Linked DNA regions of Homo sapiens: region 2 is linked to region 1. Evidence: read pairs that join two places in POLR2A ChIA-PET (ENCODE). Cell type or tissue: Caco-2. All regions are shown on one strand. Links, peaks and the distances in the headings refer to the core of each region. The heading gives the core; the rest is flanking DNA. Region 1 overlaps EEF1AKMT1 (EEF1A lysine methyltransferase 1). Region 2 overlaps LINC00367 (long intergenic non-protein coding RNA 367).

Region 1 (9,113 bases), core at 1,573-4,072:
TTCCTCTAGTTAGTTTTTCATTTCATTATTGTATTTTTCAGCTCCAGAATTTCTACTTAGTCTCCTTTTATGTTTTCTGTCTCTCTATTTATATTTCCATTTTGTTCATATGTCATTTTCCTCACTTTCTCTACACCTTTCTTTAGTTATCTGAGAATCTTTAAGATAGTTATTTTAAAGTCTTTGTCTATGAGGCCCACCATCTAGTCTTTCTCAGGGATGGTTTCTCTTTTATTTTTTTTTTCCTTTGAATGGGCTGTACTTTCCTGTTTCTTTGTGTGCCTTGTAATTTTTATGTTGAAAAATAAGTCATTTGAGTAATAATGTGATAACTCTGGAAGCCATATTGTTCTCCCTTCACCAGATTTTGCTGGGTTTTTGTTATGTTTTTTTGATTTTGTAGGCTGTCTTTTGCTGGGGATCAGCACGAGTTGTAAACTTAAGATCTTCTCAGGTATTTTCTGAGCCCATGCCTTTCCCTGGGAATGTGTAATGGCTTTCTAAATTCCCCTGTATATGCAGTTGTGTTTGAATGTCTCAGTCCTTAGATATCTGGCTTCCCGAAGGGATAAAAGAAAAGTAGAAGCATGGGGGAAAGGTGCTGGCCCTTTAAATCTGCTGGAGGTCACTTTAGCCAGAGGGAGAGGGGCTTGCAACAATGGCTGCCACCTGCATCTTTGGCTTTCTTATCAGAAGCAGCAAAGGGAGTCAGAACAGATTATTCCAATGTTTGAAAGACAGGTGGTTCCTGTAAGTTTTATGCAAGGTGTTTCCTGAATGTGTGCATAGCCAAGCTGCTCCTGGAACTATTCTGTGTTTACTTAGATTTTGTGTTTGCCTATTTGACATATATTAAGTACAGGGACAAACTAAAGGCTAAAGTTGTTTACATCATCCTTTTAAGCCCTCTCTCGTGGGTGCACAAAACTCATATCACAGACTTCCCAGTGACAACCATAGAATGTCTGTTTTTGCTTTATGCCCAACAGGGGACATCCCCACCTAGATCCATCCCACTGACTTAGCAATAAAGGCATAGTCTCAGGTCCTCTCTCTGCTTTGTGGTCTCTGCTTGTGACAGAGTTTCACGTGGCCCCCTGTGGCATGCCATGACCCTCATTTCTGGGGAGAATTGTAACATTAAACTTTCTTTTCAATGGCATTGATCTCTCCATGTCCTCTCTGTCACCTTTATAAATTAAGATTTAAAACAAGAATGCATGCATAGCTGCTTGTCAGGGGGCTGGAGGGTGAGAATGGGTAGCTGCTGCTGATCAGAGAGCTGAAATTCGCTGAAATTAAACACTATTTACCATCTAAGCCTTCCAGTAGACCCTTCAAAAGATTGAGGTGTCCAATCTTTTGGCTTCCCTGGGCCACATTGGAAGAAGAATTGTCTTGGGCCACACATAAAATACCCTAACAATAGCTGAGAATCTGGGTAGGCCAAGATGGCTAGAGTGGAAGGCTGAGTACCAGAGAGAATAGAGAAAGAACTCCAGGTATCTGCAGAGGGACCTCCTTGAGAAACTACTGGAAGATAGGGAAATAAACATCTGAAAAGATTTGAAGGAACAATACCTGACTCATTCAAGACCAAGAATAGTGTCTTTCTACCAGCTGGACTGGAAAACCTCATAATTTATGGGGCATTGGATAGAGTACTTCAAAGGGTTTTGCCTCCGTAGTGGGGTGTAATCAGTCTAGACTAAGTGCTGCTCTGCTCTTATCTAACAGTCTTAAAAATGAGACCTGAAAAGATCAAATTGTTTCCAAGTAATTAACCTGTGTTTCAGGAATACTTACATAGGAATACAGAAATATACAGATACAAGTTAAAATCCACAATGTCTGGCATTCCATAAAAAAACTATCAGACATGTGAAAAAGCAAGAAAATACAATCCATAATGGGAAAATCAGTCCACTGAAACTGACCCAGAATAGATATATGTTAGAAGTAGTGGACAAGGATGCTAAAATAAATTTATATCCTGTACTTTCAAAAAGCTAGAGGAAAATTGAACATGTGAACTGGAAATATGCAAATAAAGACTCATGTAACTTTTGGAGATAGGTCTGAGATGAAATGTCTGTGGTGAAAATTACACTGTATGGGATTAATAGATTAGACATAGAAGAATAGAAGATTAGTAAACTTGAACACTAGAAATAGAAGCTATCACAAATGAAATACAAAGAGAAAGAAGTTTAAAATGAAGAAAGCATCAGAGAGTTGTGGTACAATATGAAGCTACTAAATATATGTATAATTGGAGTCCCTGAAAGGGAAGGGCAGCAGAAGATTACTTGGGAAATAATGGTCAGAGTTTTTCCAAATTTAAGAAGCTCAATAAACACAAAATACAAGAAACGTGTAAAAAACCACACCAAGGCACATCATAATCAAATACCCAAAACCAGTAATAAAGAGAAAAACCTTAAAAACCATTAGAAAAGAAAGACATGAAGAAAAATAAGAATTACAGCAGATTTTATGTGTGGAAACAATGCAGTGAACAGACAGTGGAGGACTATCTTTAAAATACCAAAAGAAAACTTGTCAACCTCAAATTCTATACCCACAGTTAAACAGACATTATCAGAAACAAAAGCTGAGAGAATGCATCACCAGCAGAATTATACTACAAGGAATGTTCAACGAAGTCATTCAAGCAGAAGGAAAATGACACCAGCTGGAAATATCTTTTTTTTTTTTTTTTTTTTTTTTTTGAGACAGAATCTCGCTTTGTCGCCCAGGCAGGAGTGCAGTGGCAAGATCTAGGCTCGCTGCAAGCTCCGCCTCCCGGGTTCATGCCATTCTCCTGCCTCAGCCTCCCGAGTAGCTGGGACTACAGGTGCTTGCCACAACGCCCGGCTAATTTTTTGTATTTTTAGTGGAGACGGGGTTTCACCGTGTTAGCCAGGATGGTCTCGATCTCCTGACCTCGTGATCCGCCCACCTCAGCCTCCCAAAGTGCTGGGATTACAGGTGTGAGTCACCGCGCCTGGCCCACCATCTGGAAATATCTATACAACAGAATGAGGAGTTAAATATATGTATGAGTTTTTAATTTAACAATGTAGTGTGGCATTTATAACAAATGTAAAAGTAAAATGTATGACAACAATAACACAAAGGTTTGGAGAAGAGAAATGGATTTATGTATACTATTCTAAGCTTCTGTTTTTTTCTTTTTCTTTTTTTGTTTTTTTTGAGATGGAGTCTTGCTCTGTCGCCCAGGCTGGAGTGCAGTGGTGTGATCTTGGCTCGCTGCAACCTCTGCCTCATAGGTTCAAGCAATTCTCTTGTCTCAGCCTCCTGAGTAGCTGGGACTACAGGCGCCTGCCATCACACCTGGCTAATTTTTGTATTTTTAGTTGAGACAGGATTTCACCATATTGGTCAGGCTAGTCTCAAACTCCTGACTTCAGGTGATCCACCTGCCTTGGCCTCCCAAAGTGCTGGGATTACAGACGTGAGCCACCGCACCCAGCCATGTACCATAATTCTTAAGCAACCTCTTAAATAACAGAGTCACAGCTAGTAAGCTAGCAATGGAGAAAGAAATAGATTCATAAAATGTTTTCACTGCTATGTAGTGAATATATTTATACTGTAGGAATATACAACATTATATACTGTCTAATGGTTGGACATTTCAGTTGAGTTTAATTTTTTCTATTACATGTTTCTTTTTTTCTTTTTCTTTTCTTTCTTTCTTTTTTTTTTTTTTTTTGAGATGGAGTCTCACTGTGTCACCCAGGCTGGAGTGCAGTGTTGTGATCTCTGCCCACTGCAACCTCCTCCTCCCAGGTTCAAGTGATTCTCCTGCCTCAGCCTCCTAAATAGCTGAGATTACAGGCAGTGCCAACATGCCCAGCTAATTTTTTTGTATTTTTAGTAGAGATGGGGTTTCACCATGTTGGCCAGGCTGGTCTTGAACTCCTAACCTCATGATCTGCCCACCTTGGCCTCCCAAAGTGCTGGGATTACAGGTTTGAGCCACCACGCCCAGCCTCTATTGCATATTTCTATTTTGAGCATCTTTTCATATATGCCTACTTGATGTTAGACTTCTTAATTGCGGTCAATCTGGTAGGTGTATAGTGGTATCTCATTATGATTATAATTTGCATTCCCTCATGACAAGGTTGAATACCTTGTCATATGATGTTTGATTATCTGTATGTCATCTTTTATAAAGTGCCTGTTGAAATGTTTTTCCTATTTTGTCTTTTGGTATAAAAGAATTCTAAAAAAAAAAAAATTCAAGAAACATATATGAAAGCTAGAAAAGGAAACAAGAATTAAAACCAAGAGAAGAGGCCAGACGCAGTGGCTCATGCCTGTAATCCCAGCACTTTGGGAGCCCAAGGCAGGTGGATCACGAGGTCAGGAGTTCGAGACCAGCCTGGCCAACATGGTGAATCCCATCTCTACTAAAAGATACAAAAAATAGCCAGGTGTGGTGGCCGGCGCTTGTAATCGCAGCCACTGGGGAGGCTGAGGCAGGGGAATCGTGTGAAACTAGAAGGCGGAGGTTGCAGTGAGCTGAGATTGCACCACTGCACTCCAGCCTGGGCGAAAGAGTGAAACTCTATCTCAAAAAAAAAAAAAAAAAAAAAAAAACCCAAGGGAAGAAACAGAAAGCAAATAATGAAATAGGCTTAAGCACAATATATCAATAATAACATTAAGTGTAAAAGGTCCAGATGCACCAATAAAGGAGCTTATCAGTAAGGATTTAGTTTTTATTTTTATTTTATTTTATTTTCGAGTTGGAGTCTTGCACTGTTGCCTGGGCTGGAGTGCAGTGGCACGATCTCGCTCACTGTAACCTCTGCCTCCCGGGTTCAAGCGATTTTCCTGCCTCAGCCTCCCGAGTAGCTGGGATTACAGGTGCCCTCCACCATGCCCGGCTAGTTTTTTGTATTTTTAGTAGAGACGGGGTTTCGTTATGTTGACCAGGCTGGTCTCAAACTCCTGACCTCGTGATCCACCCGCCTCAGCCTCTCAAAGTGCTGGGATAACAGGCGTGAGCCACTGTGCCTGGCCAGGATTTTTTTTTTAGACGAAAACTATATGCTGCCCACAAGAAACTCACTTCAAAATTAGGGTGTGTGTGTGTGTGTGTGTGTGTGTGTGTGTGTGTGTTGAAAGTGAAAGGAAGGGGAAAATATATGCCATAGAAGCTTTTTTTTAAAAGCATGAGCACTTTTATTGATAGCAGGTAAAGTAGACTTATAAGAGTAAAGAAGTCACTAGGAACAACAACAGAATTACATAATGATAAAAAGAGTGAATTCATCAAGAACAAACAACAGTTCTAAGTATGTACGCACCAAACGAGAACAATTTAAATTACATGAAGCATGAAATAAAAACTGATAGAACTGAAAGGAAACAGACAAATCCACAATTACAGCTGGGTACTTCCATTCCCTCTCAGCAATCGATAGAACTACTAGATGGGAAACCAGCAAGGATACAGGGGACTTAATAACACCATTAACCAAAAGGATCTATTCACATTTATATAACCTTCACCCAACAACATCAAAATACACATTGTTTTCAAGTATTCATGGAATATTTCACCAACATAGACCATATCCATAGCTATTACACAAACTTCAGCATTTTTAAAAAGTGTTGAAATTATACATGCTAGAAAACCTAATAGGAAAATCTCCAAACACTTGGAAATTAAACAGTGTCCTTCTAAATATATGGGCCAGAGAGAAATTTAAAAGTACACTGAACTGAATGAAAATGGGTGAAAAAGGACAAAAATTTGCTGGGATGTTGCTAAAAGGGAATTTAAAGCACTGAACACTTAAATTAGAAGAAAGGTCTCAAAACAGTGTTCTAAACTCCCAGAACAAAAAGGTAGTTTAAAACAAATGCAAAGCAAGTAGAAGGAAGGAAATGAAAGGCAGAAATCAATGAAATTGAAAATAAAGTCAATGATGCAAAAACTTATTTTTTAAAAGAGATCAATAAAATTGATGAACCTTTAGTAAGAAAAAAGAGAAAACAGAAATTACTGACATTAGGAATGAAATGGGGGATATCAGTACAGATCCTAAAGACATTAGAAATAATTGAGGACTGCTATAAACATCTCTATCCAGATAAATTTTAACAACTTAGATGAAGCAGACCAATTCGTTGAAACTACAAACTACGAGAACTCACCCCATATGAAACTGATAATGTGAATAGCCGTGTAAGTATTAAATTGAATTTGCAGTTAAAGGCCTCTCATACAAGAAATTTTCAGGCCAGGCATGGTGGCTCATGCCTGTAATCTCAGCAGTTTGGGAGACCTAGGCGGGCAGATCACCAGAGGTCAGGAGTTTGAGACTGGCCTGGCCAACATGGTGAAACTCCATCTCTACTAAAAATGCAAAAATTAGCCAGGGTGGGTGGTAGGCACCTGTAATCCCAGCTATTTGGGAGGCTGAGGCTGGAAAATCGCTTGAACCCAGGAGGCGGAGGTTGCCGTGAGCTGAGATCGAGCCATTGCACTCCAGCCTGGGCGACAATAGCAAAATTCTGTTTCAAAAAAAAAAAACAAAAATTTCGGGCCTTAAATGCTAGGGATGCTATAACAAAATACCGTAGACTGGGTGGCTAAAAGTAATGGCAGAAACAGCAATTACCTTTGCACCAACCTAGCATCTCCAGATATAATTACAATGAGGGTTAAGGCTTTAACATATAAATGGGGTGCAGGGTGGGAGGGGGGTGGTGTGTCAATTGAATCCATAGCACATGATTTCACTGAAAAAAATTACCAAATGTTTATTGCGTTAGCACTGATTGTACACAGTCTTTTCCAGAAAATAGAAGAGGAGACATTTCTAGTTTATTTGATGAGACCAATATTACCTTGTTACCAAAACCAAAGACAATACAAAGACCGAAAACAATAGACAAATATACCTCATGAAGATAGGTGACGAAATCCTCAGCAAAATATTAGTAAATATGATTTAGCAATACATAAGAAGAATCAGTTAAGTGGAACCTATTCCAGGAATGTGAGACTGGTTTAATAGATAATCAGTTTAATTTATATCATGAGGTTAAAGAAAAATCACATGATCGTATAAGTTGATATCAAAAAGTTATTTGAAAATTCAACACCCATTCATGATGAAACTTGGCAAACTACTAATAAAGGGAATGTCCTCATCTTAACATAGAACATCTACACCCTGGGTGTAGTGACTCACACCTGTAATCCCAGCACTTTCGGAGGCTGAGGCAGGAGGAACACTTGAGCTCAGGAGTTTGAGACCAGCCTGGGCACCAGAGTGGGACCCCATCTCTACAAAAAATAAAAATGTTAGCCGGGCATGGTGGCGCATGCCTGTAGTCCCAGCTGCTTGGGAGGCTGAGGTGGAAAGATCACTTGAGCCCAGAAGGTTGTGGCTGCATCATATTTAATGGTGAAAGATTGAATGCTTTCCCACTTAAAATCTGGGACAAGTGTAGGATATCTGCTCTTATCACTCCTATTCAGCTCACTAGAAGTCCTGGCCAGGCACGATGGTTCATGCCTGTAATCCCAGCACTTTGGGAGGCCGAGGTGGGCGGATCACTTGAGGTTAGGAGTTCGAAACTAGCCTGGCCAACATGTGAAACCCCATCTCTACTAAAAATGCAAAAAAATTTAGCTGGGCGTGGTGGCAGGTGCCTGTAATCCCAGCTACTGGGGATGCTGCTGAAGCAGGGAGAATCGCTTGAACCCAGGAGGTGGAGGTTGCAGTGAGCCAAGAATGCACCACTGCACTCCAGCCTGGGCAACAGAGCAAGACTCTGCCTCAAATTAAAAAAAAAAAAAAAAAAAAGACTGATGAAATACATCAAAGATGAACTAAATAAATGGAGAGATGTGCCATGTTTTATGGATTGGAAGACCCCGAAAAATAAAGGTTCTCGTTCTGTTACCCAGGCTGAAATACAGTGGTATGATCTTGGCTCACTGCATCCTATGCCTCCAGACTCAAGTGATCCTCCCACCACAGCCTCCCATGTAGCTGGGTCTACAGGCACATGCCATCACACTCAGCTAATTTTTAAAAACATTTTTGTAGAGACAAGGTCTCACTGTATTGCCCAGGCTGCTCCTAGGCTCAAGTGATCCTCCTGTCTCAGCCTCCCACATTCCACCTGAATTATACACTTTAAATAGATGAATTGTATGGTATATGAATTAGATCTCAATACAAATGTTTTAAAATTTGCACATTTCACTTCAATAGGCATTTCAAAAACAACTACATGACTGCAAAGAGAATCCTGACTTCTCTGGCCACAGTAAACCTCATAGTACAGGGATTCAGTTCTTCATTTGATGAAACCCTCTTATAATGTATCATCATGAAATAAATTTTTTGATGTCCTCAAAATAAACACACTCTAACCATAAAATCCAACATCATACTCTTGAGCATTTATCCAGAGAAATGAAAATGAAAATTCCTATACATTTTACAGGAATGTTCACAACAGCTCTATTTGTAATACCTTAAAATTGGAAACAACCCAAATGTTTTAGTGGGTGAATGGTTAAGTGTGGCCATACTATGGATTACTACTCAGCAATAAAAAGGAATAAACTATTGATACACAGAACAACCTGGGTAAATTTTAAACCATGCTGAGTGAAAATGACAATCTCAAGTTATATAATGTATGATTCCATTTATCTAAAGTGACAAAATTATTGAAACGGAGAACAAATGCTTTCCAGGGGTTAAGAATGGAGATTGAGGTGGGAGAGGATGGGAATGACTTTAAAAAGGTAGTACAACTCATCTCTTTGGTGCTGGAATATTCTGTCTCTTATCCATGGAAGTGTTTTCATGAATCTACACGTGATATCATTATATAAAACTATACACATGTGCATACGCCTGCAAATAAATGTGTGTAAAACTGGTGAACTGCACGAGCTCTGTGGATTGTACTGTTCATTTCCTGGTTTGACAATGCACTGTAGTTATATAAGTTACTACCATTGTGGAAAAATAGGTGGAAGGATACATGGGATGGACCTTCATTATTTTTGCACATTCCTGTGAATCTGTGATTATTTC
Region 2 (9,113 bases), core at 2,747-5,246, 170 kb before region 1:
AGCTGTCTGTGGACACTGCCAGCTCCATGTGGCATCCCAAATGGCACCCACCTCACAGGACCCCTGGCCCCTATGCTTGAGAAACCCACAATAAGTCAGAGAAAAAAGTAAGTGCAGAGAAATTGAAGCTTGTGGGGCGAATCTTCAACCAATGAGCTTAGGAGCAAACAGATAACGTTTTTTTCCTCTCCTACCTGACACAGTGTGCTGAGATCCAGGCCCCTCCAGAAACAGTCCCAGAAGCCCAAACAATCAGTTGTCAGATGCCCAATGGTGACCAGCTCCTCAGCCCAAAACTCTAGCACTCCGTAAGTTAAGGCTATGCATAGTTTACCATTTCACCATATTCTCAGCATCTACAAACTATAAACAGCCTTCAAAGAACAGTAGTAGCATTTTCATAACATTTATTTTGTGTCTAATCCGACTCTATGTCATAAGAATTAAAGAAGTAGCTTCTAAAATCTCAGTCTCCTGAAAATGAAGCTTTAGAATTGTTTCCTAAAATAACATTATTTTATATTACCCATTACCATTATTAAAAATGGTAATACTCGACCAGGCATGGTGGCTCACACCTGTAATCCCAGTACTTTGGGAGGCCGAGGCCAGTGGATCCTGAGGTAAGGAGTTCAAGGCCGGCTTGGCCAAGATGGTGAAGCCCTGTCTCTACTAAAAATACAAAAAATTAGCCGGGCGTGGTGGCAGGTGCCTGTAATCCCAGCTACTCAGGAGGCTGAGGCAGAGAATTGCTTGAACCCAGGAGGCGGAAGTTGCGGTGAGCCAAGACTACCCCACTGCATTCCAGCCTGGGCGACAGAGCCAGACTCTGCCTCAAAAAAAAAAAGTAATACTCTGATTCTAGAAAGGTTACACTGAAATAGACACTCTCATGTTGTTGATAAAAATTGTTATAACTTTTCTGGAACAAAATTTTGTTTTGTTTTGTTTTTTTGTTTGGTTTTGTTTTTTGAGATGGAGTCTCCCTCTGTTGCCTAGGCTAGAGTGCAGTGGTGAGATCTCTGCTCACTGCAACCTCTGCCTCCTGGATTCAAGCAATTCTCCTGCCTCAGCCTCCCGAGTAGCTGGGATTACAGGTACGCACCACCATGCCCAGCTAATTTTTTGTATTTTTAATAGAGAGAGGGTTTCACCATGTTGGCCAGGCTGGTCTTGAACTCCTGACATCAAGTGATCCACCCACCTCGGCCTCCCAAAGTACTGGGATTACAGGTGCGAGCCACCGCACCTGGCTGGAACAAAATTTGGCAACAATTTCTACAGAAACAATTTAAAAATGGGACAAACAGTTATGCACAAAAGTATTTCCCTTAGCACATCTATACTATAGTATCTTTAAACGCAATTACACATTCAATACTATGATGACGGTTACAAATATTTTATGACTCTATGCCATACTGTCACATTTTATGTAATCAATAAAAATTCCATATTCAAAAAGTTTTTAATAAAAAGCAAAATTATCACTATATAATGTTAAGTAAAGGGTGAAGGATACAAACTGTACGATCTCAGTTTTTTGTAGCAAGAAAAAGAAAAAAATAAATATATCAAAAATTTTACATGTCTGAAAGGAAATACGGCAAAGTTTTAAAAAATGGTGACCTCTTGTAGGTGATACAATTGTGGGTGATTTTTTTCTTCCTGATTTTTTTTTTTTTTTGAGACTGAGTCTCAGTCTGTCGCTAGGTCAGATTGCAGTGGCGCGCGCCACCACGCCCAGCTAATTTTTTGTATTTTTAGTAGAGACTGGGTTTCACCATGTTGGCCAGGCTGGTCTCGATCTCTTGACCTTGTGATCTGCCCACCTCAGCCTCCGAAAGTGCGGGGATTACAGGCATGAGCCACGGTGCCCAGCCTTTTCTTCCTAATTTTAAACATCTTCTGTATATTTCCAAATTTTCTACAGTGTAAGTGTGATATTTTACAGCACGATTATTAGAAGGTAAAAATGGGTGAGGCTCTAGGATTTCGAAGGTCACTTTCAGCTCTAAAATTCCTTAATTCACACAGCTCTTATCACTATGGTTTGTTTGTTTTTTGACTTTCCACTGATAGTAACAGAAGAGTATATTACACATTTCCTAATAGCAATGTTATGCATGTCATTGCCTGAGATTCCTAAATCTTGTGCAAGATTTCAACATTATCTGTAGAACTTAAGTGCTAGATTGTGATCTTTTATGAAGTTTTTGAGTGTTGTCAACAGACTGAGTGTTCAGATGAAAATGCCGGGAGAGGACAATACTCGTAAATGTGCATTTCTACATTTAGATATAGCACATTAGTTAGTGCTTCATCATTCAAGAGACATTTAAATTTTACTACATTATAATAACATTCTTAAGAGTTTCCTTAAGACAAGGAGATAAACTCAGTTATTGCTAAGCAAGAATCTGCTGAAACAGTAAACAAACAGGTATAAACAAGTGCATTTGAGTGTGTGGCCACATGCCTGTCACTCCCAAATTCTTGTCCTTTGTTCCCAGCTGGGGAGAAGGTAAACAGAAATGGAGAATGAGGAGTCTCAGCTCCTGGCCTCCGGCCTGCTCAAGCGAAGGGGTAGGAGATCATCCCGCCACTTGCCAGGGATATTTTGGGGATATATCTGACACTGGGTCACATGCACTAGTTGGCCTGCAACAAATCTCAGTCTCCCAGCCAGTCGGCAGCAGATCAGGCACTCCTGTCTTTGAGCCACTGTGGAAGGAACTAGCCTGGGCAGCTCCTCAAAGGGGCTCTTGCTCACATCAAAGCTGGACAGTCAGCCCCTGGTGGGCTTCAGATTCAAAGACCCCTTCTGCCCCCCATCCTTGACTGTTGCCCCTCACAGTGGTCTCACTCTTTCCTTCTTAATCAAGTATGTGGGGCCCCTTTTGGGACAAGCATCCTGGATCAGGACCCAGGCTTTTGGTGACCCAATCCAACGATTCCTGACTCATCGCCTTCTGTCCCATAGGCTTGCATTCCTCCATGAGAAATCCCCTTTGCGTCTTCTTTCAGAACTAAACTTTAGATAACTCCTTAAAACCAGAACCCAAATCTTAGCACTATCACCCACTCCCCGCAAAGGGTTACTCTCTACCCCTGAGCAAGGATGGCTTGGTCGGGGGGCATGCCCCTTGCTTTATGGTGGATTGTTACTTTTCATGCAGGGAAAAAAATAAAACGAAACATTAGTGTTTTCATTTAAAAACAAGTTGAACAGTCGTCTCCTGTAAGAGAATCCTGGAGCCCCAGACACACCTAGAAACACAAGTCTGTGCAAAAATACAATGTGTAGATTTATGGAAATGCACATGATGTGAAAAGTCCCTAACGGATGTGTATAAAAATTCGACTTTTTTTTCTTTGAGTCTCACTCTGTCACCCAGGGTGGAGTGAGTGCAGTGGGGCAATCTCGACTCACTGCAGCCTCCGCCTTGTGGGTTCACACGATTCTCTTGTCTCAGCCTCCTGAGTAGCTGGGACTACAGGCGCACGCCACCATGCTTGGCTAATTTTTATATTTTTAGTAGAGACGGGGTTTCACCATGTTGGCCAGGCTGGTCTCAAACCCCTGACCTCAGGTAATCCACCCACCTCGGCCTCCCAAAGTGTTGGGATTTACAGGCATGAGCCACCACGCCCGGCCCAAGTCTTTTTATTCAACACCTCATTTTATTCTTATGCACTGAATGCCACATTGGTTTCTTTTTTCTCTCTCTCTCTCACTCAAAGCACTATTATTAAATCCATGATGCAGCTTACTTTCAACATTATCTTCAAATTTAGGAAATACCATTGTATCATAAGCAGTGGTAATTCCCGTCTGCCAGGTGTCTACCGGGTGAAGGGGTCTTGCTCTGTGCTGGGTGCTCAGAGCCATCCCTGCCCATCTTCGTGCTAATGCCTGGAGGCAGCCACATTAGCTCCACCTCCTGGCTTGGGAGCTGAGGCTCAGAGAGGACAACTAATCAGCCCAAGGTCCCAAGCTAATATGTGGCACACGGAGATCTCAAACCCAGCATGAGGTAGGTACTGTGACCCCTATTGCACAGATGAAAAACAGACATACCGAGATGACGGGAACTCACTCAGGGCACACAAATGATAAGTGGCAGAGAAAAGATTGGAATCAAAATCCTACAAAAATCCTACAAAATTGAGGTGAGGCACAGTGGCTCACACCTGTAATCCCAGCACTTTGGGAGGCCGAGGTGTGTGGATGATCACTTGAGCCCAGAAGTTTGAGACCAGCCCGGGCAACAAAGTGAGACCCCTGTCTTTACAAAAAAATTTAAAAATTAGCCAGATGTGGTGATGTGCCTCTGTAGTCCCAGCTACTTGGGAAGCCAAGGCAGGAGAATCTCTTGAGCCAGAGAGGTCAAGGCTACAGTGAGCTATGATCACACCACTGCACTCCAGCCTGGGTGACAGAGCGAGACTCCGTCTCAAAAAAATAAAAAAAGAAAAAAATAAATAAATAATTAAAAAAAAAAAAAAAAAAAAAGTCTGGGTGCGGTGGCTCACGCTTGTAATCCCAGCACTTTGGGAGGTGGAGGCGGGCAGATCACGAGGTCAGGAGATCGAGACCATGGTGAAACCCCATCTCTACTAAAAATATAAAAAATTAGCCGGGTGTGGTGGTGGGCGCCTGTAGTCCCAGCAACTCGGAGAGGCTGAGGCAGGAGAATGGCATGAACCTGGGAGGCGGAGCTTGCAGTGAGTCGAGATCACGCCACTGCACTCCAGCCTGGGCAACAGATCGAGACTCCGTCTCAAAAAAAAAAAAAAAAAGAAAATTTAGGACACTTTGAAAACACAGTGAACAGACACCTATAGTAATCATTTTCCCTGTCACTAAAACTCATAAAACAATGGCTTTGAATGGCTATATGATATTCCATTATGATGATATAGCCCAAATTAATTAACCATTTACTTGTTATTGGAAATTTAGGTTATTTCCTATTTTAAATAATTTAAAATGTAAATATACCTTGTAAATAACATCATATTGCATATCTTTATACATGATCTTTTTCTTTTCCTTGTATAAGCTTTATCATGAGTACATAATCTTTTTCTGCATCTTTAATTATATTCTTAAGAACATTTTTAATGCTCTTGTTATATATTTCCAAATTGATTTCCAGTGTATACTCCCAGGAGAGGGTTAATTTCATGGTTCCTCTTGTGAATGTTATCTTTATTTTATTCTTTAAATATTTCTTTTCTGTATTTTGAATAAATGTACAACAGAATGTTATGTGGATTTTCTTTTTTCCCATGTTCCAGAATTGCAGCTGAAACCAAAAGCCCTGGACAAAAAATGTGAAGTGTCTGGGAACCTTAGAGACCCCTCTGGGCTTTCCGAGAAAGGCAAGATCCGCAATCAGCTCTCCAGCCTTCTCACCTCCCCAGCCAACAGAAACTCTTCTGTCTCCTGGTTGGACTTGGGCTCAGCCTCAGCTGTTGATTAGGACAACTGTGTCCCCCAAGCAGGGGAAGAAACCTTGGAAGAGATGAAGAACAGGGAGTGAGTAAGAGCGTGTCAGTTGAGTGACCGTGAAGACAGTGGGAATGGAGGCAGCTTACCCATGTCGGGCAGATCCACTCCTCCCAGAACCCTCCCAAAAGCCCCTCCACATGCACCTATGGAAGTTCCAGTATTTGAGGGGTCGCCTCACATAGCCCATGTCAGTTAGCATTAGCCACAGAGGCAGGGACACTCACAAGAACCTTGCTGCCAGCTTTGCACAGGGAACTTACCATGAGGTGATGAAGTTTAAGCTCAGTGCCCTTCACCTGGATAATCTATGTTAATACTCAAAGGTGTCCAACATTTTTTTGAGACTAAGTCTTGCTCTGTCACCCAGGCTGGAGTGCAATGGTTGTGCGATCTCAGCTAACTGCAACCTCTGCCTCCCGGGCTCAAGCAATTCTCCTGCCTCAGCCTCCCAAGTAGCTGGGATTACAGGCACCCACCACCACGCCTGGGTAATTTTTTTTTTGTATTTTTAGTAGAAATAGGGTTTCACCATGTTGGCCAGGCTGGTTTCGAACTCCTAACCTCAAATGATCCTTCCGCCTCAGCCTCCCAAAATGCTGGGATTACAGGTGTGAGCCACCATGCCCGGCCTTTTTTTTTTTTTTTTTTTTTTTTTTTGAGACAAGGTATCACTCTGCTGCCCATGCTGTAGTGCAGTGATGCGATCATAGGTCAATGTGGCCTCCACCTCCTAGCCTCAAGTGATTCTCCTGCCTCGGCCTCCCAAAGTGCTGAAATTACAGGCATGAGCCACTGTACCTGGCTATTTTTTTCACTCTCTCTATTTTTTTTTAGACAAGAGTCTTGCTCTGTTGCCCAGGCTGGAGTGCAGTGGCACGATCTCGGCTCACCGCAAGCTCCTCATCCCAGGTTCACACCATTCTTCTGCCTCAGCCTCCTGAGTAGCTGGGACTACAGGTGCCCTCCACCACGCCCGGCTAATTTTTTGTATTTTTAGTAGAGACGGGGTTTCACCATGTTAGCCAGGATGGTCTCGATCTCCTGACCTCGTGATCCACCTGCCTCGGCCTCCCAAAGTGCTGGGATTACAGGTGTGAGCCACCACGCCCGGCCCTTTTTCACTCTCTTGCCTAGGCTGGAGTGTGGTGGCACAGTCATAGCTCACTGTAACCTCAAACTCCCAGGCTCAAGTGATCCTCTTGCCTCAGCCTCCCCAGTAGCTGGGGACTACAGGTGCATGCCATAAAGTCCAGCTAATTTTTTTTAGGTTTTGTAGAGACAGGCTCTTGCTACATTGCCTGGGCTGGCCTCCAACTCCTGGCCTCAAGTGATCCGCTTGCCTTCACCTCCCAAAGTGCTGAGATTATAGGCGTGAGCCACCACTCCTGAGCCCAACATTTTATACATATTTATAAGCTTCAAGTCTGGATCTTGGATGTGCAGTTGGCAGGCAGTCACATAAGACCTCTGTCTCCCATGCTCTTATTATCATTATTCAGGGCATACATGTGCATGTTTGTTACATGGATATAACGTGGAATGGTGAGGTTTGAGTTTCTAGTGCACCCATCACTAAAATAATGAATCTTCTATGCAATAGGTCATTTTTCAACATGAAATCCCTCCCATCCTCTCCCCCTTTGGAGTCCCCCAGTGCCTATTATTTCCCTTTCCATGGTTTTTTTTTTTCTTTCTCCAATACCAGAAATGTCAGGAAAGACGGAAAAGTGAAGCTGACACCTCCATCCCCTACTGCAGATGATAAGGCACTAGTGCAAATTGCATTGAAGGTTAAAGAATCTGCAACAAAATGTCTTCAGTGGACTGGCTACGCAATGGGAAAGGGTAGTTTGGGTTTTGTTTGTTTGTTTATTTCCCCTCTGCACAGTCCACTGGAAAGGGGTACTTTGATTGTAGAACATTTTGGGACAAAATGATTGGGGGGAACTATTTATGTCATGCTTTTTCACAATGGGCTGACTCCTCAGCTAGATTCAAAAGTTATAAAAAGTTATACAGCTGAGGTTCTCAAACTGTGTGCCAGGGTGGCTTGGGAACAGCAAATTCACAGGGGCACTGTGGGCTGTTTCAAATATTTGAGGGAAACAGCTATGTCAGTTACACACCACTCTAACTACAGTATTAGCACAATTTTGACATTAGAACACACTATATCCCTTGCATTAACATATTATCTTTGCAAAGCTGGGGATAAAAAGCATTGACTGTGAAAGTCAATGTGGAATGGGAAATGAGAGGGGTGGCAGCGGCCAATTTTTTTCCAGGGTTTGAGGAGTTGTGCAGTGCCCAACAGGCACACATATCCCATTAGCAACTGTGGCTATTTAAGAATGAAATAAACTGGGCACAGTGCCTCACGCTTATAATCCCAGCACTTTGGGAGGCTGAGGCAGGCAGATCACCTAAGGTCAGGAGTTCGAGACCAGCCTGACCAACACTGTGAAACCCCGTCTCTACTAAAGATAGAAAAAAAAATTAGCCAGGCTTGGTGGTGGGCGCCTGTAATCTCAGCTACTCGGGAGGCAGAGGCAGGAGAATCCCTTGAACCCAGGAGGTGGAGGTTGCAGTGAGCCACACCACTGCACTCCAGCCTGGGTGGCAGAGCGAGACTATGTCTCAAAAAAAAAAAAAAAAGAAATAAAAATAGCATTTTTCGGCTGGGCACGGTGGCTCACGCCTGTAATCCCAACACTTTGGGAGGCCGAGGCAGGCAGATCACGAGGTCAGGAGATTGAGACCATCCTGGCCAACATGGTGAAACCCCGTCTCTACTAAAAATACAAAAATTAGCTGGTTGTGGTGGCACACGCCTGTAGTCCCAGCTACTCAGGCGGCTGAGGCAGAAGAATTGCTTGAACCTGGGAGGTGAAGGTTGTAGTGAGCTGAGACCACGCCACTGCACTCCAGCCTGGGCAACAGAGCAACACTCCATTTCAAAAAAAAAAAAAATAGCATTTTTCAATTTATATGAACTTTTAAAAATGGCTATTAGGGGCCGGGTGCAGTGGCTCACGCCTGTAATCCCAGCACTTTGGGAGGCCGAGGCGGGTGGATCATGAGATCAGGAGTTCAAGACCAGCCTGGCCAAGATGGTGAAACCCCATCTCTACTAAAAATACAAAAAAACTTAGCCAGGCGCGGTGGCAGGCGCCTGTAATCCCAGCTACTCGGGAGGCTGAGGCAGGAGAATCGCTTGAACTCGGAAGGCGGAGGTTGCAGTGAGCCCAGATCGTGCCACTGCACTCCTGCCTGGGCGACAGAGTGAGACGCCGTCTCAAAAAAACAAAAACAAACAAAAAAAATGGCTATTAGGTATTTAGACACAAATACTTAGGTTGTAGATGTTGGAACTAGCTACATAATAAATGGAATGTAATCAGGAAGGTAGTTCTTTTGGTCTGGGTGCACCAAGAAAATATGACTGAGATACTACGAGCACGTGGACTGAGAAGGTCTGGGACCCTAGAGTGTGCAGTAGTAAGCAGGACTGTATCCTCCTGTCAGGGAAAAAGTATGCTTCCCAGTAAGCCCAGAGAGGTCTTGAAGGCTCCAGAAACACAGAATGTGGAGTTCT

What was found. ChIA-PET counts read pairs that join two places held together with the same protein. Peaks named below come from ENCODE experiments on the same cell type or tissue, not always from the same donor. Only the 100,000 strongest peaks of a DNase experiment are listed, where the experiment ranks them.
Region 2: POLR2A ChIA-PET joins it to region 1 with 7 read pairs; 2 of 35 experiments call an interaction of 5 or more read pairs at or near these places.

What each region holds. Positions count from the first base shown.
Region 1 is chr13:20,760,925-20,770,037 of GRCh38, reverse strand. The region is part of intron 1 of EEF1AKMT1 (EEF1A lysine methyltransferase 1); the gene reads left to right. Among named protein-coding and RNA genes, the nearest start is that of EEF1AKMT1, 8.5 kb to the left of the region's middle. In Caco-2, for the core only: no CTCF peak of the experiment used is centred there; no DNase peak of the experiment used is centred there.
Region 2 is chr13:20,933,336-20,942,448 of GRCh38, reverse strand. It overlaps LINC00367 (long intergenic non-protein coding RNA 367), which reads left to right. Exons shown (of 6, transcript NR_104058.1): 3 at 1-107; 4 at 204-308; 5 at 2,514-2,586; 6 at 3,799-3,885. Among named protein-coding and RNA genes, the nearest start is that of LINC00367, 12 kb to the left of the region's middle. RefSeq lists an enhancer at 2,350-2,849. In Caco-2, for the core only: no CTCF peak of the experiment used is centred there; a DNase peak (open chromatin) is centred at 3,925.